3 separate regions of the Homo sapiens genome follow, and regions 2 and 3 are each linked to region 1. A link is a loop called in an ENCODE intact Hi-C map of the cell type or tissue named here. Cell type or tissue: HCT116. All regions are shown on one strand. Each heading gives the region's core, and the rest is flanking DNA. Links, peaks and the distances in the headings are about the cores only.

Region 1 (8,220 bases), core at 1,312-6,311:
GCCTTGGGCCAGGCCTCTATCCCTGGCCTGGGGGTGCCCTGGCCTCGCTTATTCTCATCCCCGACCTGAGCTCAGCCTGCATGGCTGAGGGACAGAGGCCACTGTACCCTGGGCCTGGGGTTAACGGTGTCATCTGCTAAGCCTCCACTACCGAGAGCGCCACCAAGTCCTCTCCACGCATGTTCACATCTAACCTCCACAGCAGCAGCCTGAGGAGGATTCTATTAAACCGCGCCGAAACAGAGTGAGGTCTAGAGAGGGCGTGTCCTCGTCCTGGGAAAGGACAGAGCAGGGACTTGAAGTGTCCCGGGAACTGATCCTCAGCCCGGGGATTGCTGTGCCCCAGGATCTGCCGGCTCCTCCGACACCTCAGACCCCCGCAGCCAGGCGTGAGCAGGGGGCCGCCAGCTGGGGCGTTCGGGGCAGGCCTTCTGCAGAGGGCTGTCTGGTTCATCTCCTCACCGCCCAGGACATGGCTGGGGAACCGCTCAGGCCACGGCAGGGGTGGGAGGGACTCCTGCCCGCCAAGGGACTGGAGTTCTGGGTGCAGGTTGGGGAACCAGTCTCTAGGGTAGGGTCCTCAGGCGGGGCCGCCCCAGAGCGCCCTTGGCATTGGGCACACACCTGCAAGGGGCCCCTCCAGGCCTGGGCTCTGGGGCACCAGTGTCCCAGGCCTGGCGGTGCCATCCTGAAGGGAAGCAGAGGCGGGAGAACAGCGGGTAAATGAGCTGGGAGCCCGGGGTTATGGGGGGCACAGCTCTGCCATCCAGCCCTGGCCCACCCGACAGGCTGAATGACCTTCCACAGTCTTTGTCCTCTCTGGCTGCAGGCCACAGCTGTGAAGTGCAACTTTCCCTCAAGGACACCCAGCCAGGGAACCCCCCTCCCACCTGGAGTCCCCCTGGTCCTATGACATAAGCCCTATCTTGGCTGCAAGTGTGTGCAAGCATGTGAGTACGAGTGAGTGAGTCAGTGTGTGTAAGCAAGTGTGTGCGTGTGAATGTGAGTGAATGTGTGTGATGTGTGGTGATGAGAGTGAATGTGACTGAGCATGTGTGATGTGTCTGGTGTGTGGTGAGTGTGAGTGAATGTGACTGAATTAGCATGTGTGATATGTGGTGAGTGTGAGTGAACGAGCATGTGTGATGTGTGTGGTGTGTGTGGTATGTGAGTGTGAGTGAATGAGAGTGTGTGATGTGGCGTGCGTGTGTGAATGAGCATGTGTGTGGTGTGTACAAGTGTGAATGTGAGTGAATGTGTGTGTGTACTGTGTGTGTGTGATGTGTGGTGTGTGTGTATGAGTGAATGAGCGTGTGTGTGGTGTGTACGAGTGTGAATGTGAATGAATGTGTGTGATGTGTGTGTGTGAATGAGTGTGTGTGTGTGAATGAGTGTGTGTGATGTGTGGTGTGTGTGTATGTGTGTGTGTGCACGTACATGCGCGGATCCCTGTGAGTCTGGGACTGAGTGAGGAAAAGTGCTCCAAGGTCCCCCAGGCCACACATCCACTGTTTCCCAGCAGCCTGGCTCCTGCTGTAACTGCTGAGCGTGAAGAGCTGGTCCCCAGGCAGCACCGGGGTGACAACCATGAATGTGCTCCACACAGGAGCGGGGTGTCAGGCAGGAGGGGATGGTCTCTCTTGCCATCAGGCTGCCCTGGCTGTAACCCTCGCTCCAGCTTCCTGCCCCGGCATCCCCCAGCAGCTCTGGGGCAGGAGGAATCGTGGCCAGCCCTAGGGACAGGGGACTTGGGTGGATATGCAGACTCCCCCACCCCCGGCCTTCTTCTCCACCCAGGGAGGCTGCCCTTTGCCCCTCACCCTGTGCCCCATGCCTCTTCCACCCTCACCCCTTCTATAGATCGTCACAGACCCCAAACCAGGCTCCCTGGTGGTGGCTTGCTGTGGTTTGGGGTGGAAGTCTGGCAACCCAGACCCTACCCCCATTCCCCCATCCTGGCACCTCTGCTCTCTGAATCCCCTGAAGGCTCAGGTGGCCTGAAGTTGTCTTTCTTGCCTCTGGGGAGCTGACATTGGAAGCCCCAGTCATGGCCTCTCCCGAGTCCAGACCTATGTCTCCGGTGGTTTCTGCATGTCCACAGGGATGTGTCATCCCCACTACAGACTCGGCATGCCTGAAAACAGCCTCCTCACCTCCCCTCGGCCCCAAAACGCACCACCCCCTCCACTGACATCCTCCCAGGCGCCCAGCCTGAGGCCATCACCTGGAATCAAATCCCACCAGCACGGACAGAGGCGGCCGCGTGGCGGGCAAGGGGAAAGAGGCGCTGGCTCTGGAGCTGGGGAAGCTGGGTCCAAGCCCCTGCAGTCCCTGTGTGAGCTGGGGCCCAGAGCTACCTCCTGAGGCCTCAGTTTCCCCTCTGTTTCGGAGCTGGTGGGAGAGTGACTGAGACTGGGTGAAGTGTGTGGAGAGTGGCAGGGGGCTCGTCCAGTGTGGGTCCCGGATCCCGCATGGGAACCCTTGCAGTCGTCAGGGCCTGGCTGCAATTGCCTGTGAGGGCCCTGCCTACCCTGGCCTCCCCTCCGCTCCCACACAGCTGTCCAGTTCCACCATGACCTTTGCCAAGCCATGCCCCGGCTCAGACCCCTCCAGGGCCGGCATGGTCACCACACTGGAGTCCAGTGCCACTGCCCCCACTGCCACAGCTGGGCCCTGGCTACCCCTCTAGCCCTTCACCAGGACATCCCATCCCCACCTCTCCAGGCAAAGCGCACAGCTAGTGTGGTCCCCCACCTCCATCTGCAGCACGCAGCCCCCAGGGGCCCTAACTCACCCCCTCTTCCCTCACAGGGCTTCCCTGCCGTCCAGTGTTGGGTGAGAAAGGTGGAGGGGACATGTAGCCCCGGATGGAGGTGCAGCACCAACGAGAGAGCTCCGGCCTGTGGGAGGGACGCTCAGGCTTAGGTCAAAGCCAGGAGCTCCGGGAAACCTGGGTTCAGCCGCCACGCCCCACGGAGGGGACACACCCTTCCCTGCCTGATGGCAGGGCCCATGGTAGACAAAACCCATGACCTCACCTCTCCTGGCTCCAGGGCTCAGCCCTGCCCACTTCTGGAGAATTCCATGACTCAGGTAACAGAGGAGGGGCCTAGCCAGTCTCAGAGCCAAGGTCACACCGCCCTACACCTTGCTGTCCCCACAGCATCTGCAGGAGGAGCATGCCAGGACCAGAGACCCAGGGAGCAGCCTCACCAGAGGGAAAAGAGCCTGTAGAGTGGTGAGCTCAGGTTTGTAGCTCCCGCAGGCAGGGCATGAGGGGCTGGGAGGCGGGGCCTGGGCCTGGCGTCAGGGAGGTTACCTAGCAGACGGTCCCACAGTCCACACTCAGGGCTGCCAGGTACAGCTGCATGGGTTGTGCACTGCTTAACTGCAGAGGGCGCCCCACACACAGACTTGACATGCTGGCTGGACCACAACGTGATGGCCCTGATTGTTACACACAGACACATACACACGCACGTGCACACACATGCAGACACACACATACATGCACACGCATGCATACTTGGGTCCACACAGCCTTTTTTTTTTTTTTTTTTTAAAAGAGGTGGGTCTTGCTCTGTCACCTAGCCTGGAGTACAATGGTATGATCATAGCCCACTGTAGCCTCGACATCCTGGGCTCAAGCAATCCTCCCGCCTCAGCCTCCTGGAAATATAGGTGTGTGCCACCACACCCAGCTAGATTTTAAAATGCTTTTTAGTGGCAAGATCTCACTATGTTGCTTAGGTTGGTCTTGAACTCCTGGGCTCAAGTGATCCTCCCGCCATGGTCTCCCAAAGTACTGGGATTACACACAGCCTCTTGGGGAGTTATTTCACACCTGTGTCCTAATGGGCTCACACGGCCTCTGCCCTGTTTAAGGATGGCAACAGTGAAGTAAAGGAGTGACTGTTGGGCAGGGGAATGGGCTTGGAATGGAAGAGCTGACCTGAAACCACTTTGCTGGGCCTGCCACATGTTCTCAAATATCAAAATCATCATCACAGCCCTAACTAGGACCCACTGGGCCAGGGCTGGGGCCACCCTCTCCACTGGCCATGGCCTCAGCTGAGTGGAGCCACTTCCCATTCTCTGAACCTGCCTTGATTTGGGGCTGACCAAGCCCTTGCTCATGGTGTCCCCAAGCTGGATCTCCCCCATATGGACTTTGAGGCACAGATGAAATGTGACGTTGCACGTGGAGGCTGCCCTGGCCCCTGGAAGGCCTGCACCACCCACCCCCGAGGCTGCAGGCTCTCCCTTCCCTGGGCTCCCGCCTCCCCTCCCACAGGCGTGCCCATGCCTTGCCTCTTAGGAGCTCCCCTCGGGATAACACTTCCAGCAACACACACCTGTGAGGCATGGACCATGGATGCATCAGGCTCTGCTCTGAGGGCGCCACCTTGCAGCACGGGCTTAATCTTCGTAACAGCTTTGCGTGAACATCAATTATTACCTCCATTTTATAGATAAGGAAATGGAGGCCCTGAGAGGTCCCACAGCCAGTACGTGCTGGAGTGTGATTGGAACCCAGGTGGTCTGTCTCCGGGGTCCATGTTCTTCAGCCCCTCTATGATGCTGCCTTCCCTCTTTTCAGGCTCTGGAGTGAATGGTGATGGAGCCTTGGCTTGGTGTGCTGGACACTTGCTTGGTGCCCTGAGCCACCACGTCCAAGTCCAGCTACTGTGAGGTCCCATGCTGGGAGGAATCCCAGGCCCTAGGCCAGGTTCCAGCTGACAGCCCCGGCTGAAGTCCCAGACCACAGCCAGCGTCGCCCCCCAAGACCTGAGGGAAGACATTCACGTCCAGGTCATTTTGGCTCCAGCTTTGGAGACCTGCCAGTGAGCCCTAGACATCATGGACGGGGCAAGCTGCCCCTTCTGCGCCCTGTCCGATCTCCTAACCACAGAATCTGGGTGCATAAGAAAACGGTTGTTTGAAGCAGCTGAGTTCTGGCGTTACTTGTCATGCAGTAACTGATAAACAAAACAGCTGCCACCTGCTTCCTGCCCACCCTGTACAAAGACTCCTGTCACCACGGAGCCTGGCACCTCTGGGTGGCTGAATTCATTGTGCTCATTTCTGCGTGACCTTTCTTCACCTCTCAGCCCCATTCCAGCCTTCTCGGTGATACCCTGGCCCTTGGCTTCTATGACCCCTTCTCCCTTCTGTTCCTTCCTCCTCCTCCATGCCTGGGCCTCAGTTCCCCCCAAGGAGCTCCCTTCTGTCCAGCACCCCTAAATGTGGGTGTACCCCAGGATCTCCACCTTAGCTTATGCTTATCTCCCATGCACAGGACCCCAAATCCATGTCCCCGGGGCAGACCACATCCTGGGTGGCCTGTGGGACGTCTCCTCGGCAGCCCAAAGCACCCTGGCCCTGGCCTGCCTCTCCTCCCGAACCTCCTGCGGCCCTTGTCCTGGTCACCTGGTCTACTGAGCCGCCTCTGGGGTGCCGCAGAGAGATGGTCCAGGGAGGGGCTGTACAAATCAGGCCAGGCTGGAGGGCTGATGGGGAACCCTGGGGCCTTCATCCCCAGGAGGAGGCAGAATCAGAGTTCACAGGGAGAGAGCTGCCTGGGAGCAGTGGACCCCACGTTTCTGCTTCAGGGATGGACAGCTCTGCTGGGTGAGAAGAAAGCTCAGGCTGGCGGGGATGGCAAAGGAGCTGCTCTCGGACCCCCAATCCTGTGTATGGGTGGGTGTATGTTGGGCAGGGAGTGTGGAGTGGGGAGGGCCCCTGACAGAAGAGGAAAGCAAAGAAACGTGGTTAAACAGGGAAGCACTGAGGGTCAGACCAAAGTAATGAGAGGCGTCTGGTGTTGTGGCTAAATTATGTCCCCCCAGTTCCTCCACTGAAGTCCTAACCCCTGGTACCTCAGAATGGGATTGTGTTGGAGATGGGTTTGTTTTGTTTTTGTTTTTTTGAGACAGGGCCTCACTCTGTCCCCCAGGCCGGAGTGCAGTGACATGATACGGCCCTCCCCAGCCTCTACCTCCTGGGCTCAAGAGATCCTCCTGCCGCGGACTTCCTGGTAGCTGGGATGAGGGGTAGGTACCACCATGCCTGGCTAATTTTTGTATTTTTTTGTAGATATGGGGTTTCACCATGTCGCCCAGGCTCGTCTCAAGCTCCTGGCCTCAGCCTCCCAAAGCAATGGGGTTACAGGCATGAGTCACTGTGCCTGGCCCAGAGATGGGGTTTTTAAAGAGAGGTAGTGAAGTTAAAGTGAGGCCATATCGGTGGGCCCTGATCCAACATGACAGATGTCCTTAAAAGAAGAGGAGATTAGGGCACAGATAAGACACAGACCAGGGGCAACCGTGCGAGGCCGCGGCAGGAAGGTGGCCGTCTGCAAGCCCCACCACTAAGGGCAGCTGCTCCAAGAGCCAGGCAAGGCCTCTCCAAGAGGCCTCAGGGGCAGCCAGCCCTGCCCATGCCCTGATTATGGACATCCAGCTTCCAGAATGGTCAGAAAATACACATCTGTTGTTTCAGCCGCCCTGTTTGTGGCACTTTGTCGTGGTGGCCTCAGCGCGTGAATACACCCGGATTCCGTGTGGAGCTGGGAGAAGGGGGTGTGTGAAGGGTGGTTTCAGACGAAACTGTGCCTTCCACCCCCACCCCCCCAGACAGGGGGTCCTCAGGGCTGCCCACACCCCCTCGCCAGCTGGCTCTGTAGCCCCTCCCCCAGTTCCTGAAGGTTCAGTCCTTTGCAACATGCAGTGAACCTAAAAGGAAATCTGGAGGTCCTTTAAGAAACACCTCCCCACCCCACCTCCCAAGATGCTGTATCAGCAACAGCCTCCGAAGGTGCCCAGACACAGATACCTGCATGAACACAGCATGACTGTCATCCATTAGCATCCCAGTGTTACAAATTTGTTCTAAAATTGTCCAAAGGACATGGAAAATAGCCCCGCTTTGAAGATGTGTGCATTTTGAGATGGCCGTCTCACCACATCTGGTTTCCTGGTCTCTACGCCCAGGAGGAGGCTGAGTTGGGGCTTCCTGCTCTCTATGGGGTGGGGAGTGGCTGGTTTGAGGATGTTTCTCTGCCCTGGACACCCCTGCTCTGCCAGCTCTGTCCTGGTGGGGCTTTAACTGGTGCAGCCAGTGGCTGGGCAGGACCGACCCTGAGCAGGACTCACCTCCCTGAGTGCCCCCTCTCCACACACCCTGGCACCAGCCTCTCCCAATGACAATAGATCCTTCAGCCCCTACATCCCTCAGCCAACAGCCCCCTGCCAAGTGGAAGCCTCCTCCTAGCCTCAGGGCGGGCCAACCTCCCCTCTGGCCTCCACGGCCTCTGAGGTCTGTAGGGAAGAATGTCATCCCCATTATGCAGACTGGTGACCTGGCACAGGAAGGGCCAGCTCCTCATCGCTGATGCTGGTGTTTTGTTTGTCCTGTGCGCTTGGCAGGTAACGGGAATGGCAGGACTGTGGTTGAGCTTTGGGAGCCCGGGAAGGAAGGATACTGGAGCTGGGCTGATCCAGGACAGCTTCCTGGAGGAGGCGGGATTTAAACTGGTCAATGAGGTGAGTCCTCCTCAGAGGTGGCTAAGACCCAGGCTCTGGCCCCAGGCAGTTTCTTCTGCTCCCTCTACACTCACCCAAAAGACAGACAGCCCCACCACAAGGCCCCCCATGCCAGGCTCTGGGCAGAGCTCTTGGGGCTTAGGTGCTGCTCCGCCCCACTGCCTGGTCTTTGCATCTCTTCAACACACACCCAGGGAAATTCCCTCCATGAGGTTGTCATCCAGGTGAATTCAGGTCGGGACCAATATTGCTGGCAGCCTGCAGTGACAGTCGCCACCACTGAGCCCCTGCCATTTCTCCATCCCCTGCTTCCTGGGCACTCTGCATCTGTCATCTTGTGCTCCACAGTCCTGCTTCTACAGGCTTGGCATTCCAGGTACAGATGGGGAAACTGAGGCTCAGAGAGTCCAGTGACAGCCCAGGCACACAGGTGCCCCTGGGTAGCCAGGCAGCTGCTGCAGGGCCAGGTTCTGTCCAGGGTAGCCAGGTGGGGAGGTGGGGAGCACCCTGGTCTCTGCCCCAGCAGTAGTGGCCAGGAGGGAGCCAAGTGTGTGGGTATCAGCTTCCGTGGTTTGGAACTCAGTGTGGCCCCAACCCTGTGCCATAGCTCCTTGGTCTCAGGAGCATCTGGTCACCTCTCCTGTCCGGATGTTCCTGGGGACCTTACAGATGCCAA
Region 2 (8,220 bases), core at 2,114-7,113, 430 kb after region 1:
TCCTGACCTCAGGTGATCTGCCCACATTAGCCTCCCAAAATGCCGGGATTATAGGCATAAGCCACTGCGCCCAACCTGATTTTTACATTTTTAAATCGTTGAAAAAAATCAAAAGAATATTTTGTGACATGTGTAAATTATATGAAAAGAAAATTTCAGTGTCAATAAAGTCTTATTAGAATACAGCCATGCTCATTTGTTTACACATGGTCTATAGCTGTTTTCCTGATACAACAGCAGACTTGGGTAGTTGCTACAGAGATCATATTTGGTGCCCTCATCCCTTTATACTCTCAGTGCACCACAAATCTCAATGACACGGTTTACTCAACAGCATTTCAAGTGTCATGAGTATTGCCATACTATAACTATTTTACCAGTGACTATCACGTCAAAAAAACAGAAGTACTCTGATGTCACACTTGTAAGTCACAGTGGACTGTAGATTGTTTAAATCTAGTTAGATGTCAAAGTACTTTATTATGTAAAAGCATCACGAAGCTGTGCCAGCAAAATACAATATAGGAAGTATTACTAGACTAAGCACTCATCACAATATCCCGATATGCCCTGCCACACAGCATTCACTCCCAACTCATGAGAGCAATGAGCAGGAAAATGGGCAAATGTAAAACAAGATATACCTCCTCAGAGCAGAATGTCTTGCCAAAAATTAAAAATGGAAATAGGGCTGCAACCGAAGTAAATTTCCAAATGGCTCATTTGTTAAGCAAGCAAGGAAAGTATTTGCCAATGGTGAGTTAATTAAATTGTGTTTGATTACAGCAGCCAAAGAATTGTGTCCAGAGAAAATAAATATCTTTAACATCCTACTCTTTCCATGAAAACAGTGGCTCGAAGTACAGTATGTATGAAACAATTACAGCTATGAATATTTTCCAAAAAATCAAGGAAATACTAATTCAGCACAATCTGAAGTAGAATCTGCTAAGATGTGTAACAACTGATGGTGGTAAAAATATGTATGAAGCAGAAAAAGGCTTAGCTGGACAAAATTTACAAGCCTTGTGAAATGTAAGGTGTTTAAAGCTTATGGCTATTAATCATATTCTCAATCAGCAGGTACTCTGCAGAAAACATCTGAATCTATCATGTGTTATTGAACCGTAATGTCACAGGTAAATTTCATTTGTTCTCATGACATTTTTGTCAGAAATAGAAGCTAAATATCCTGACGCGTCCTGCCACGAAACAATACAATGGCTTAACAATGGCAGAGTTTTACTGAAATGTTTCAAGCTCCAGGCTGAGACAAATTTTTCTGAATGAAAAGAATGACCCTCAACTACTATTGTTGCTGCAGACTTGATATATCTGTTAATGAATTCAGCCTAAAGTTAGAAGGACAACAGGGTCTACGTGCAAAACCTATATTGAGACAGTCATTTCAAGGACAACTAACATTGCCTAAGTCACAAGTCATGTCAAGATGCTTCATGTACTTCCTATGCTGTCAAAAATTAAAATAAGAAGATCTCTACTGCCACACAAATATGCAGCAGACATATTTTCCAAAATCAAATATTTCCAGCAGTATTTTTTCATACCTCAATGCAAGTAGAAACGAACATTCCACATTTCAAAAATCATTTAACTGTGCAATGAGGAGCTTCTACCTAATCCTCAATTGGAAGTGATTAGTCTGCAGTGTAATGATTTGCTAAACGTTAAGTATCAAGAAAAGAGTCTAAAAGAATTCTGTAAATGTCGTCCAAGCAATGAATATGCTCTATTAAAACCATATGTTCACAGACTATTAGCAGTATTTGGCAGTATCTAAGAAGACATTTTCAAAGATGAAATACATGAAATCTCATTACAAATCAGCATTAATAGGTGGTTAATGCTGCATCTATAATCAATTTTGATGATAGAGAACACTAACTTTAAACTCCAATTAAGCCAAATGTTATCCCCTCTCCTCCAAAAAAACATTCATTCTTCTCATTAGCAAACCTTTATTGCAAAAATTGTTCTCAATCATTATTAGTATCGCATTTTGAGCTTTATTAATAAAAAACTTGTAGAAATGTTTTCTCTCTTGTTATGTAAGTACTTACATAATGAAATAATTAAATAATTTAAAATATCCTTCATTTTGCCTCTTGGCTGATAAAGCCTGAAATATTTATGATTTGGTCCTTTAGATGAAATGTCTACCAACTCCTAACCTACATGAATAAACTAAAGCAAAGAAAGGTTAAGTAACTTGCCCAAGATTATAGAGCTAGAAAGTGGCACATCAGGTTTTAAACCCAGGTAGGATAGGTACAGAAACCATTCTCTTTTAACCGTTTCATATTGCTTCATGAAGCAAGAGTAGGATGTCATAAAAAAGGAAATAAAGAACAAGAAAGGACACCTGAAATTTAAAACAAAAGAACGGAGAAAAGATAAAAGTTAAGGGAACTCCCATAATAAAGAACAAGAGGACAAATAAGTGAAAAACAGGAGGAGAAAAAATAGAAAATTTAAAGAACAATTTAGAAGATTTTAATATATTAATAGTAACAGTTCCAAAAAGAAAGCACAAACAAAATGGGGGATGTTACACTGTCAAGTCAGGCATGGTGGGGATCTGAGATTTTACTTTACTGACAAAGCTGAAAAAGGCATGAAACCTCTGGAACAGGGACACAAAACAACTGCAATAGCAGTAGCCAGAGTAACACCTTGCATCAATTTCTTAGGCACTAAATCCCACAGGCCGTTCAAAGTATTTGGTAAAAATTAATAATATATCCATGGAAAACTAAGCAAACTAGGGGGAGGGAAGGGGAAACATGGTGAAGTACTCACCAGCAGTGAACAATATTTATGTAGTCATAATAATATAAAAGCTAAACACTATATTAACCAAGAATTCTTATATACCTATACTGGAAGTGCTTTTAGAAATAGGGGAAGGAAAGGGAAGAATACCCCACCTACCATAACAAGAAGTTAATATGTATTATCTAAAATTGATAAATCACAAAATAGCAATTTAGGCAGATTTATAAACGCAGAGGTAAGAATCAAAAGAAAAAGCTTAAAAGAATTTTTAGGGCCAGGTGCAGTGGCTCAGGCCTGTAATCCCAGCACTTTGGGAGGCCCAGGCAGGAGGACCATTTGAGGCTAGGAGTTCAAGAACGGCCTGGGCAACACAGTGAGACCCCATCTCTACCAAAAGAAAAAGAGAGAGAGAGAGACAGAGTTCTTAAAAGTAACTGCCTCTGAAAATGAGATTAAAAAGTGGGGATGGGTAAGGATACTGCTGATTTTTTATAACCTGCCTTTATTATTATTTACCTTTTCTAACAATATACAAGTATTACTTTAAGTAGAAAAAATATCAAAATAAATAAGAGAGAATGAGCTTTACTATTTCATAATCAATGATTCATATAAACAATTCAATGTGCAAATACTAAAGAACAAGTACAGGGTTGAAAAACCAAATAAGCCATATATAAGCTACATCACATTATGGTTACATTAAGCACAAGAAGCCTATCAACAGTCAATAAATATTTCCTGAGTGCCCACTATGTGGCCAGCAGTATGCAAAGTGCCAAGGTTAAAGTTGTGAAGAAGGGAATGATATACAGAGATACGGATACATCAACAAGAAATGTTAAGATGGCAACTATTCAAGCTTCCAAGGGAAAGCTTCCAAGAGTTCATACCATAAAAGTTAAGACCAGCTGGGTGCAGTGGCTCACGCCTGTAATCCCAGCACTTCGGCAGGCCAAAGTGGGTGGATCACCTGAGGTCAGGAGTTCGAGACCAACCTGGCCAACACGGTGAAATTCCGTCTCTACTAAAAATACAAAAATTAGCTGGGTGTGGTGGCAGGCGCCTGTAATCCCAGCTACTTGGGAGGCTGAGACAGGAGAATCACTTGAAACCGGGAGGTAGAGGCTGCAGTGAGCTGAGATCACGCCACTGCACTCCAGCCTGGGCAAGACAGAGGAAGACTCCATCACAAAAAAAAAAAAAAAATGTTAAGACCTAAAGGACAAGAAGGGTTGGCCTGGGTGGATGTGGGAGTTCAGAAACTTCCAAAGCAGAGAACAGCACGTGTGAAGCCCTGTGGTTAAGAAATAACAGGTAGGGCCTGTTCAAGGACCTGAAAGAAGTTTAACATGGCTGGAACAGAAAAGGAATCAAAGCAGAAGCATAAGAGACCAGAAAGTACCTTTTTCGAACACGTCTCTTTCTCAAGGAGCTGCTCTCCTCTCTCCTTTCTTCTGTCTATTAAGCTTTCCACTCCTTAACCCACCCACATGTCCGTGTCCTAATTCTTTCTCGGCAGGCAACAACAAACCCTAGGGTATACACCCCAGATAGTGTAGCCACTTCATAATGGCAGCTTTGTCCGGGATACCAAGGTACAACATTCATAAGAACGGTAAGGGGAAGAGCGAACTCTAACTCTGTCCTTTCATTCCAAGGTTCTCGGCTTCCATTTTAGACCTTTCATGGAGGACTTAGCTGTCGTGTGGGGCTGGAAGAAGTCCTGGGGCAACTGAGGATTTCTGGCCGGCGCTACCCCCTGGTGTTATCCAAAGGCTTCTGGACCCCAGCCGCCAACCGCCCCAATGCGGTGTCGGCAACAGGATCTCCAACTTTCCTATTGTAATCTCCTCCTCTCCTGTTCGCAACCGTCATATCTCTTATCCTCTCTGTATGAAATGTGTGGGAAGTTTTATGGTTCAGGGAAGTAGTCTTGTTTGGTAAGATCAGGGAATGTCGTAGTAACAAGGCATATAGCTCAAGGGGAAGCGTCTTTGTGATTTTCTAAGAACAGGGCTCCCTGACCCCCCAACAGTGAGAATCTCTCTTTCTCTGCCCTTGGTCTGGAGAGCACATGGCATTTTCCAGGTCTCTCTCTGCCCTTGGTCTAGAGAGTATGTGGTGTTTCAAGGTCAACAGCGCCACCTAGTGAAATAGGAATCCTCTCCATGAAGCACACTGTCAGTCCAATGAAACATCCTAGCCTCCCAATTCTCTTTCCTTTTTGTGCCTCTCTACTAGAAACCAGGCTTTATGCTGGTTCTGTAAATGAGAAAACTCTGCCTTCAACAATTAGGGGTAAAATATTCCTCCAAAGCCAAAATTTAGTCTCAATACTGTCTCATCAGCAGGAAAATGGCCATTCAATCCCTAAGTTTTTTTAAGCCACCTATTCTGCCTTCAATTAGAGTAGTACTTAATTAGTAAGGGAATTTTAAGTTTGGAAGTTAACTGGAACCATTATCTAAGGGTAAATGCTTCAGCACAGGCCATAATAGCAGGATACAGAGTTCAATCTAGCACATCCCCTGCATTAAAGGGGCCTTGCCCAACTATTATGTAGTTTTTCTTGAAATCCATTTTTCAGGAAGCCAGGCAAGTCACACAAGTCTAGGAAGTTAAAGGGAAATCACAGGCAGAGGACTACAGCCACTTGGGTGAGCATGACTAGCCCCAGTGACTTAGTTCCTCTGGTTCCATGACTGGGGGTCACACTTGCAACCATGGGCAGCATGTTCAACAAGGTGCCTGGGACCCAGGAAACACAGGGGGAAAAAAGCAGGGGGGATGCCCCCACTGCTTCCTCTCCACCATGGGTCACACCAAAAGGAAGGAGACTAAAGGGCCACCTTTTTCTCTAAGTGGGTACCATCTTCATCCTGCACTCCCCTGGAGTGCATTCTGAAGCACAAGGATTTCTTTGACCCTGAAACTTTAAAAAGCAGCTCATTTTCTTTTGCACAGGGCATGGCCTTTTTACTAGACCTTTGCAAGCGTTACAGAATTAACCCAGCCCTTTTAGCAATCATATTGAGCAGGCCCAAAGAGAATAATTCCCCAAAATGAGAGAAGCAACTTCTGGGGAAATCATCTGAGGCAGCTATTGGGTGTCCCAGCCCTTCAAGTCCCCCTTATTTAGGGCCACCTCCAACCATACCACCAGTTCTTCCACCTCCACCATCTCCAAAATTTCCCACTCCCCACTTTCACTCTTACCTCTACAGGAAATGCCCAATGGAGGTGATGTCACTAGGGTTCAAGTTCCCTCCTCTTTGCAAGACCTTAGGCAAATAAAGGTGACTGAGGCCAATTTTCTGAAGACCCTGATAGGTATATAGAAGCTTTCCAAAATTTAACTCAGGTGTTTCACCTCTCATGAAGAGATTTTATGTTGCTTCTAAGCCAAACCCTAATTACAGCTGAAGAGCAGGCAGCAAAGAAATTGAAAGATAAGCAACGTTTCCTATAGTAGGCCTAAAACGAAAAGAGAAAATAGGGAAGGCAAAGAAATAAGAGAAACACAATTCCCAATAGGAAGAGAGGCGGTACCTCTTGACAACCCTAACTGGAATCCCCAGACTTTTCTATGGTGTTTTTCCTTCTTTCACAGTGTACAATGGTTCCTATCTCTTCCTGTATAATGTTCCTCCAAAGTAGGAAAAGTTAATTTCCCCAAACCTTAAAATGGTTGACTTAGAGTTGAGCTAATGGGAAGGGAACCCAGAAGCCTGACATGCTGGCAAAAGGGTAAAAGTTTTTTTACCAGTCAACATTTTGGCTTATCTCTTCCTGTGCAAACCAGTAACAAGGATAATAAGGATGATTGTTTATTCTCTGTAAAGTTTTAATTAATAAAAAAGAATTTGTGAGGTTGGTCTTAAGCTGTAACCAATCTGGTGTGCTTTGTGTGTCTTTCTGTAGCGTTCTGTCAAAAGAAAGGGTACCTTAGGTTAGGATGCAGGCCCAGGACCCCATAAGCCTGACTTTGTCTGGGTCCTAGACTCCACACCTGGTATATAATTAAAATCACTTACTAACCAGGTTTTTTACCTAAAGTAAAAGTTGCTGAGAGTTAACAGTGCAACATGTATTTGAGATCTCTAAAGTTTTATATGCAAGGCTTATAAAAACAGTGAAATGTGTTTTTTAGTAAAAGATTATAAGAAAGCATGAAAATATAAATTTTGCCCAGGGATAAGAGATTATCTTAAATTTAATAAGACAGAGCTAAAGGTTTAAGCAAGTTACAGGAAGACAAAAATTAATCTTGCAAAAATGTATAAACATTAACTAAATTCAAAAGGGTATTATATGGTCTTTTCCTAAATTGAGCATTGAAAGAAAAACACGGCAAGGCTGTCTTAAGACACTAATCTGCCGTTTAACAAAAGGGGTTGTAAAGGGTTTGTAAAGACTTCACCCCATGGTCATTGGTTAAGATTAGGTGAACTTTCCTATGAGGTTTTATCAAAAGGTTGTTTACAACTTTAATAAACTAATACAAGGGTAAAATTTGGCTTTAAACAGGATTTTCATGTAATAGTAAAGGATGATGAAAGATTTTTTCCTTTTGTGACATCATTTTGGCAAAATAAATAATGGCAATTTGGAATTCTATTTCATAACATCAAGTGTTTTAAACCTCTAACATTTAAAAGGCATCCCAAAATCAAGCTTCAAGTTTCAAAATTGTCCTTCCTGATGCCTGGCTTTCTGGATTGTTCAGAAGGCCCCTGAAACATCCAGAGAAGAGGTAAACAGGATTATCTGACATGTTTAGTCACATTAGAATTGCCAAAACGATGTCCAATCTTCTTTAAGTTATATTTTGGTGAATAATACTAATATATGTTCCAAAATTGTATGGGATTTCTAAAATTCTAATGTCTAAGTATATACTATCAATCATAATTAAGGTTAACTAAACTTTTTCCGTCATGTTTTTAACTGTAACCTGGAAATTTTGTCATGCACAGACAATTGTTGTTTTGCTTTGTTCCTTCTGAAAAGACAGTTTATAATCAAGCTATATTAAGGACTTTCAACAGGTGTCCTCAAATGCAGGTTTTTAACAGCTTTGAAGATTGTAACATTGGAAGAGAGAAAGAACGTACAGGACTCATGAACTGAAATGTTCACAAATATCAAGCAAAACAAGAATTGACTAAATGGACTACACTCAGAAAGCTAAAGCAATCTTTTTGACTTTTGCTTGGAATATTGCTGATCCTTGGTTTGTTTTTCAGAGTCAAGGAAACTTATTTTGAACTATTTACAGCCTTTAATAATTGAGTAAGGTATACTCCTGTGAACAAAACTTGAAGCATGATTGTTTCTCTCTGCCTGGTTCCTCTAATCTGTGAGAACTCTTAACTTATGGCAATATAGTTGTTTGCATCAGTGAAATAAGAATCCATTTTT
Region 3 (8,220 bases), core at 2,114-7,113, 220 kb after region 1:
AGCCCGGGAAGGGGAGATTGCGGTGAGCCAAGATTGTGCCACCACACTCCAGCCTGGGTAACAGAGACCCTGTCTCAAAAAAAAGAAAAGTCACCCAGTGTCTCACTTCACTTTTTATTGTTTGCCTCCTCCCCTATCCTGTGGCTTGAACTAAGATGCTTCCTGGACCTAAGAAGGAGGATGAAACCCTAGGGGATGGTTAGGGGATGGTGCATCTGAAAAGAGTGTGAGTCTCCGAGGACTGTGTGATAGGCAGAATTTCCCCTGCTCAAAGATGTCTATGCCCTAATGCCTGGAACCTGTGAACATGTTACATTACAGGTCAAAAGGTAATTTGCAGACATAATTAAGATTATTGTCCTTAAAACCGGGAGACTATCCTGGATTATCCAAATATGCACAATCTAATCATATGATCCCTTAAAAGCAGAGAACTTTATCTGTCTGGAGTCAGAGACATGTGGCAGAAGTCAGAGGGATTTCAAGCATGAGAAGCATCATTTGATGTGCCAGTTAGATGCAGGGGCCCACATGTAAGGACCAGAGAGAGGTTTCCAGGAGCTAAGCAGCCCTCAGGAAGGCAAGGGGGAACTCAGTTCTACAATCACAAGGAACTAGATTCTGCCAACAACCTTAATGAGCCTAGTGGTAGATTCTTCCCAGAGCCTCCCAATATGAACCCAGCAGGCCTACAACTTGATTTCAACCTTGTGAAACCTGGAACAGAGAAACCAGCAGAGCCAAGTCAGATTTCTGATCTACAGAATTGTGGGATAACAAATCTGTGTTGATTAAGCAGTTAAGTTTGCAGTAACTTGTTACAGCAGCAAATGGAAGCTAATACAGACTTTCTGGAGCAGAGCCTCCTTATCAGTCTCAGAAGGACTGCTCTGGACTTTACCTGGAGATAGAGGAAATTATTTCTTCTTTAAGATACTCAGATTTTAGGTTTTTCTCTTATTCACAGTTGAACCTAAATCTGACTGATACACCTGATGAAATCCTTTCAACACATAGCAATATCATGATCAAAAGCTAAAGAATAACAGAAGCTAAAGTGAAATACTATTCAAGTTGTGAAAAAAATTTAAAAATAGATGTAATGATATAAGTTAAACAGACTTTAATAAGGCCTATTTTCACTTTCTTAGTTGCAACAAAGATATGGTGTGATACTTCAAACTTAATAACATTTAGTCTGTGGCCCAATTTTAAGAAAGTCCTTTTTTAAGTGGCCTGACATTACACTGCTACCAGTCAGTGTCTAGACCAGTCAGGGTCAGTAATTACTTACGAGATAGAATAAGACCAATCAACACACACCAGCAAAACAGGTGCAAATGATATGGTAGGAAATAAAAGTAAAATTTCCAGTAAGTACCATATATCACTGTGAAAGAAAAAAAAAAACTGTGGCTTGAAAAAATGCCTAAAATCTTTCGATCATCACACAATATTCACTCAATTTTGTAAGTGCAATATAAAAACATAATACTATAAAATTTTCATATTCTTTTCCTCTTCATAAGGAATCAGAGACTTCTGCAAACAAAACTTGTTTAAACTAATTCAATTCTCATTTTAATATGAAACGTTTGATTTCTAGCTACACAAGGAGTACAAAATTTGTATAAAACACTGATAATTTTGTTTCAACTTTTTTGTTCTGGAATGTCCTATTCACATTACAGGTGTCACTTTGGATAACTTAAAAATTAAAACCTTTTTAAAAAACATATTTCAAAGGACTTCCAATTCTCCCTCTTATATGAGAATGGCCTGCGAAATGCCCATTTACAAATTTTTAAAAAATATGTAAATAGGCCAGGCACAGTGGCTCACACCTGTAATCCCAGCACCTTGAGAGGCTGAGATGGGCGGATCACCAGATCAGGAGATTGAGACCATCCTGGCTAACACGGTGAAACCCTGTCTCTATTAAAAATACAAAAAATTAGCAGGGTGTGGTGGCAGGCGCCTGTAGTCCTAGCTACTCGAGAGGCTGAGGCAGGAGAACGGTGTGAACCCAGGAGGCGGAGCTTGCAGTGAGCTGAGATCGTGCCAATGCACTCCAGCCTGGGCGACAGAGCGAGACTCTGTCTCAAAAAAAAAAATAAATAAATAAATAAATAGCCATTCTCAGTCATGTTACTGGTACTTCAGAACTATTTGAATTTGATCAAATATACCCCACTTTAGGAAAACTAATATATGGAAAGAAGAAATTGCTTTATAAATGGCAAGATTCAGGAAGGGAAATAGGCAGGGGTAAATTCCAAGAGCCAATTAACAATGGGAAATGAAAACAAAGTCTTTTAAAAATAACAACGTAAGTAAATAGGAAAATGTGAACTTGCTCCCAAAAGGCCACTCCGTAGGAGCCGGGCCTGCAGAACTCCCAGCCTCTGAGGTAGAGGATGAAAACAACATGCACGCGAGAGTCAGATTAGTCCAAACCATCTGCTCTTTGCAAATATAACTTAGCAAGGTGAACCAAGGAATCAGTGGTCCCTCATCTTGAACTTGCTCCTGCTAGACTTTCAGTCTTTTTCCTTGTTGCTTAACGAAGCTCAAGACACACATCAGATCTGGGAGCAGTTCACCTAGCCCTACCCTCTTGAAGAGAGAAACTCTCCTGCAGTTGCTTATCCAGGTATCTTCATGCTCAATTTTATTAAGCAAATTATCCATAAGGGTCTCCTGCTTGGAACCCGGGAATCAATCACTTTATGGGACAAGTACTAAAGGACTGTACACACTGAAAGGTTAGGTAACTTCCCAAGATCACACGGCTGGCAAGAAATGGAGGTGGGTCTCCCATTCCAGTGTTCACACTGTCATACACTGTCTCTGATGCATGAGTGAATATTTTCTTTCCAGAGCTGTTTGTATGTGTCTAGACATGCATTTATATAAACAACTTAAATGTCGTAATATATGGCATTAGCAATATTCACTGGATAAATTCAATGATATTTTGAGGCCATATATCTTTCAACATAGATTATATTATGGAAAATGCCTATAAAACTTTTTTTTTAAATTGCATATACGCAAGTAGAAAATCATCTAGAGTGTTATACAACAAGACATCAATTTAAGGATTACTTGGAAGCAGACATTATATTAACAGTTGGCTTCAAGTTTGTCTCTATTTTTTGTAATCAGCTTATGTTACTTTTGTTCTTTGAGTTATTTTTGAATCATTTATTCTAAAAATATTTATGTGCCATGTATTGTTATAAGGATACCATTAGTGAAAAAAATAAAGATCACTGCCCCTTTGGTGCTTACATGGTAAGAGATGAGAGGAAAAACATACACAGTGAAAAGGCTAGCTCTCCTCCCACCCCATAACCACTTTTATCAGTTTCTTGTGTGTCCTTCCAGAGTTTCTGCATGTAAACAAAGATAAATGCAAACAAATATTATTTTCCCCTGCACTAATCACATACTACATGTATTATTTCATATCTTGTATTTTTCACGTAATATATCTGAAAGAGCCTTCCATCAGTACCTTACTCTTTTTTTTTTTTTACAGCTGCACACTACTAGATCAATGTACCATATTTAAGTAGGTCTCTGTTGGTGGATATTTGAGTTGTTCCTAATCTTTTGCTATTATAAAAAATACTCCCAAAATAAACTAGTACATTGTCATTTTGCACAAATGCACGTAGGATTGCTGGGTCAAAGGGTGATGTTATTTGAAATTTGGATGGATATTACCACATTCTTCATAGGAGTTGTACCAATTTACACTTCAACCAGAAAATTTTGAGACGGTCTGTTTCCACATAACCTGGAAAATGGATTTTTCTAATCTGATAGGTAAGAAATAGCATGTCAGTGAAGTTTTAAACTGCAATTTTCTTATTAGACTTAAACTGTGCATTTTAAGCTATATTTAAGAGCTATGTGATACCCTTTTAAGTAACCTTTAAAATTGTGAAATTTGTGAATGCATCATCTTTAGGCAAATTGGTTACTGCCTCCATAGTGTCTACATGCAGCAATGGATCTGGCTTGAATTAATTAGCTATGTATTAATATTATTATTTAATATAATAGTATATAATAATATTATTTCTTCACTCTTGATGTTAAGAAAGTTAATAGCCAGGATTAGACTATAAGGATATTAACTGTTGTATTAGTTCCCCTAAGCCTAGCACAGAGCCTGGTGCACCTTAGTGTCCAATAAAATGTTTGCTTAAAAAAATGAGCAACAAAAAAGATGTTTTCTTTGGAAGTTATAGTGCAACAGCACCACCAAGGGGGAGCTTTAGCTAAAGCATCTCCCTATCAAATTTCCTCCAGCTGAATCGCTTGAACCCAGGAGGCAGAGGTTGCAGTGAGCTGAGACCATGCCATTGCACTCCAGCCTGGGTGACAGAGTAAGACTCCGTCTCAAAAAAAAAAAAAAAGAAACACTCCTCCAGCCAGATTTCCAAGCCACTGTGAATACATAATCAAATTGGAGACACTGTGAATGCTGTTTAAATGGCACTTGCAAACAACCCTCAAACTCCACCCTCCAAATGCTGCCCCTCAGCCTCTCTTGTATAGAACTTGAGCTGTTATTGTCAGAGTGAACATCCAGCCTGCCACACTGCCACAAGATAACACAGCCCTACATTTTCTCAGACTAAAGACAAGATTTGGTCAATATCAACAACTCAGTGGCCAGCAAGTGCAGCCACATGAACATGCATCTTACAGGAACTCTGTGCACTTGCTCCTCTTCCATTTTGACTATAAGTGAAGACACCTGTACTAGATAGTGGACATTTCCTGCTCATCAGAAGAAACTATGGGAAAAAGTCAGGGAGAGAATGTTAATGTCAAATGTAAATTAAAGGAAAAAAATGCAAAGAATAGCATTTGAATGGATTCAGCTTAAATTTTCTATTTTGAACAGAAGCCTGGATATTGATCTTAAGAATGAAAGTATTCATTTTCCCAGCTACAATAAGCAATAATTTATAAAACTTAATTCAACAGTCTCCTAGCAGTCTTGTGGCAGCTAGCATCCAAAGATGGCCACAAATGAACCACATCTCCCAGCACTTATGCCCTTCTGTGGTTCTTTCCTCTTGAATCTGGGCTGGTCTCGTGACCTGCTTTTGACCAATAAAATGTAACATTCAGGGATAGCTGAGCTAGGCCATAAGAAACCTTATAGTTTCTGCCACTCTTGGGATGTCCCCTCTTGGGAACCTGCCTGCGTTGCGGTGAGGAGGCCAAGCTTCATAGCAAGGTCACAAGAAGAAGAACTGAGGTGTTCCAGGCAACACCTCAACAGATCTCCCAGCTAGCATCAACTGCCAGCCTTGAGATGGGAGCACACTGGACACCCAGCCCAGCTGCTCTACGATGGCAAACAAGAGACCACAAGTAGAGAATCAGTTAGCTAAGCAATCAACCCAAAGCCCTGTGGAGGTCATTACAAATTGTTGTTTTAAGCCACTAAGTTTTGGGGTAGTTTGTTACACAGAAATAGACAACAGCAACAAATTTATTTCATAACCACACCCAGGCAAGATAAGCAATAAACTTAAAAGGCAATTTAGTACAGTAACATTGTTTTTTTATGACTTTTTAGAATAGAGACCATGAGCTCTTACAGAGAATAAACATGATTTATATATTCTGTATACCCCTTCTCTTTCAACCTCTGATAACTATGTTCTCAATAAATATTTATTAAATGGAAGCATGAATAATACAAATATAGTTAAATATTGATTATACTGATGGAAGGAAGGTATAATTCAGAAATAGTAGATATTTAAAAGTATATACACTGAACTCTGTAATACAGACATGCTCACATCCACTCTACCTATCTCATCCTGAAAGGGCATTAGAGTGCTGGTTCTTATACTTTTCTCAGGGCCCCTTTCAACTCTTAAAAATATTAATGAGAACCCCAAAGAATTTTTTCATATGTCAGTTATACTGACAGATATTAAAACTGAGAAAATATTAAATATTTACTAATTCATTTAAATTTAATAATAAACACATTACATGTTAACATTAATACAGTTAATGAAAAAGCCCCTTTAGTCATTTGAGAGATATTGGTTCACTGAATTATGCAGATCTTCCAAATGTTGACACATTTCATCAAATAATAGTTTTTAAAATCCATATTTACTAACATCATTGATGTTATAACAAAAGTCTAAATTATTAGGAAGTTGTCAAACTCATGATGCCAAATATAAGTTTTTCGAAATTTTAATTTTGACTTGAAAATTTTTTTTATTGGCAACCAACACTGGCAGTTTCCTCTCTGCCAAGACTGTCTCATGTTCTTTCGTGTAAAAATGCTATTCCATCAGAAAAGTGGCTAGTTCAGCTCACAACTCTATCACACACCTGCTTTTCCTCAAGACAATCATTGGAACCCAGTATGGAGTAGAAGTGCATTATGTGAGCTTCTAGTTTTACAACAGAAAATATCAAAAAGATGTACTCAAGGGTCAAGATTTATAACAACTAATCATTTTTACTATTTCGCCAAGGACATTTTTCAGTGAAGATGGTTTTTATTTTACCACAAATGTGTGTGTGGTTGTGGAAAATATAGTGAGTACTAGTACAGTTAGGCACCACTTGATTTATGCTAAGGTCTCAGCAGTTTTACCCCAACTTTGCTATTGTACCCTTGATGCAAATGTCAGCACAGTGGAAATGGCAAATGATGTCTTATTATAAAAGGCTTAGACTCCATGGACTCTCTGTGGCCCACAGAACACACTTCGAGAATCAATGCACAGAAGTGATCCAAGACTGCACAGAAACTTTATATAGTGGACATTCTACTCACTCACAACTGAGAATCTGAGTGCAGGTATAAGGTAGATGATGTCTGCCTATCCTTTTCAGCTTTATCAATGTCAGGTCTGCCAAAAAGAACATTTCTACGCTAGGGTCAAACTTGGATTTCAATTTCAGCTCCACACTATTAGCTACATGACCTTGGCTAAGTTTCAGTCTGAGTCTCAGTTTCCTCACCTATTAAACAGAAATTCTGTACCTTATAGATGGCTAGACTTATAATTAAATAAGACAGCATCCATATAACACTGACTAGCAATATGAGTGATAGAGTAAGCCCCGAACTCAATCAGATTCTAAATGACTAAGGACCAAAACTATGGCTAATTTCCATGTTTTGGAAGATGGTGGTAACCTGATTTTATTTTTCTCTCCACCACTTGTAGAGGGACCAAATAATAAATGGATATTCATAAAAATGTACCTCTTTACATAATGCAATTCTGATAGATGAAATGATGTCAGGAATTGCTTCCAAATAATCCAGGGTAGGGAGAAAAAGGAGGGGAAATAAATGAAATAGTTTGTCAAGAACTGATATCTGCCGAAGGTAGGGGCTGACAATCTAAAGTTTCATTATATAATTCTCTTCAAACATATTTCGAATTTTTCAAATTAAAAAGGAAAAAGCTGATCACTCATTTGAGGCTTCTATAATAATTATGCTTCGACTGTCGTTAAGTTAATAATGTACAAATTCAGTTTCTACGATAAGTCACCTTCTACGCTGCGAGTTATCAACCATTTTCCCAGCACTACAACATGCACCACACATGTTCTTCAGGCGTCTTTCTGCAAAGATGAGTCAGACAGGCTGCCTGGAGTTACACTCCACTTGCTCTCACCCCACCCCACCATTCCACTGTGGCTGAGAACTGCTGATCTAATTTAAAGTAATCTGGGCTGGGTGCAGTGGCTCACGGGTGTAATCCCAGCACTTTGGGAGGCCGAAGCAGGCAGATCACCTGAAGTCAGGAATTTGAGACCAGCCTGGCCAACATGGCGAAACCCCATCTCTACTAAAAATACAAAAAAATTAGCTGAGCATGGTGGTGTGTGCCTGTAGTCCCAGCTACTTGGGAGGCTGAGGCATGAAGATCGCTTGAAACTGGGAGGCGGAGGTTGCACTGAGTGGGAAGTGCCACTACACTCCAGCCTGTGTGACAGAGTAAGACTCCGTCTCAAAAAATAATAATAACAATAAAAATGCATAAAGTAATCTGAGTATTTCAACCATCTTATAACTGTAATATACATTGAAAAATAAAGTTTCCTGAGTAAGAAAACAAATTAAAATTGGATGAAGGTCAGCTTGACACACAGCCTCTAGATGGGTTGTATTTTAATACATGGTTTATTTTCATCACC

The links. Peaks named below come from ENCODE experiments on the same cell type or tissue, not always from the same donor. Only the 100,000 strongest peaks of a DNase experiment are listed, where the experiment ranks them.
Region 2: a loop joins it to region 1, with 3 times the contacts of the local background. A loop is called at or near these places in 5 of 110 quality-filtered maps.
Region 3: it touches region 1 in a loop (4-fold over the local background); 13 of 110 quality-filtered maps call a loop at or near these places.

The regions. Positions count from the first base shown.
Region 1 is chr18:49,018,610-49,026,829 of GRCh38, forward strand. DYM-AS1 (DYM antisense RNA 1) reads left to right here and starts at 5,094. Exons shown (of 5, transcript NR_148999.1): 1 at 5,094-5,130; 2 at 5,613-5,700; 3 at 7,428-7,544. RefSeq lists an enhancer at 6,758-7,659. In HCT116, for the core only: a CTCF peak has its summit at 3,386 (motif pointing right); DNase peaks (open chromatin) are centred at 3,092 and 3,342; H3K4me3 peaks cover 1,099 bases; H3K27ac peaks cover 1,056 bases.
Region 2 is chr18:49,443,072-49,451,291 of GRCh38, forward strand. The region is part of intron 1 of DYM (dymeclin); the gene reads right to left. Among named protein-coding and RNA genes, the nearest start is that of DYM, 13 kb to the right of the region's middle. In HCT116, for the core only: a CTCF peak has its summit at 4,949 (motif pointing left); a DNase peak (open chromatin) is centred at 4,930.
Region 3 is chr18:49,234,377-49,242,596 of GRCh38, forward strand. All of the region lies in intron 13 of DYM (dymeclin), which reads right to left. Among named protein-coding and RNA genes, the nearest start is that of MIR4744, 190 kb to the left of the region's middle. In HCT116, for the core only: a CTCF peak has its summit at 4,278; a DNase peak (open chromatin) is centred at 4,255.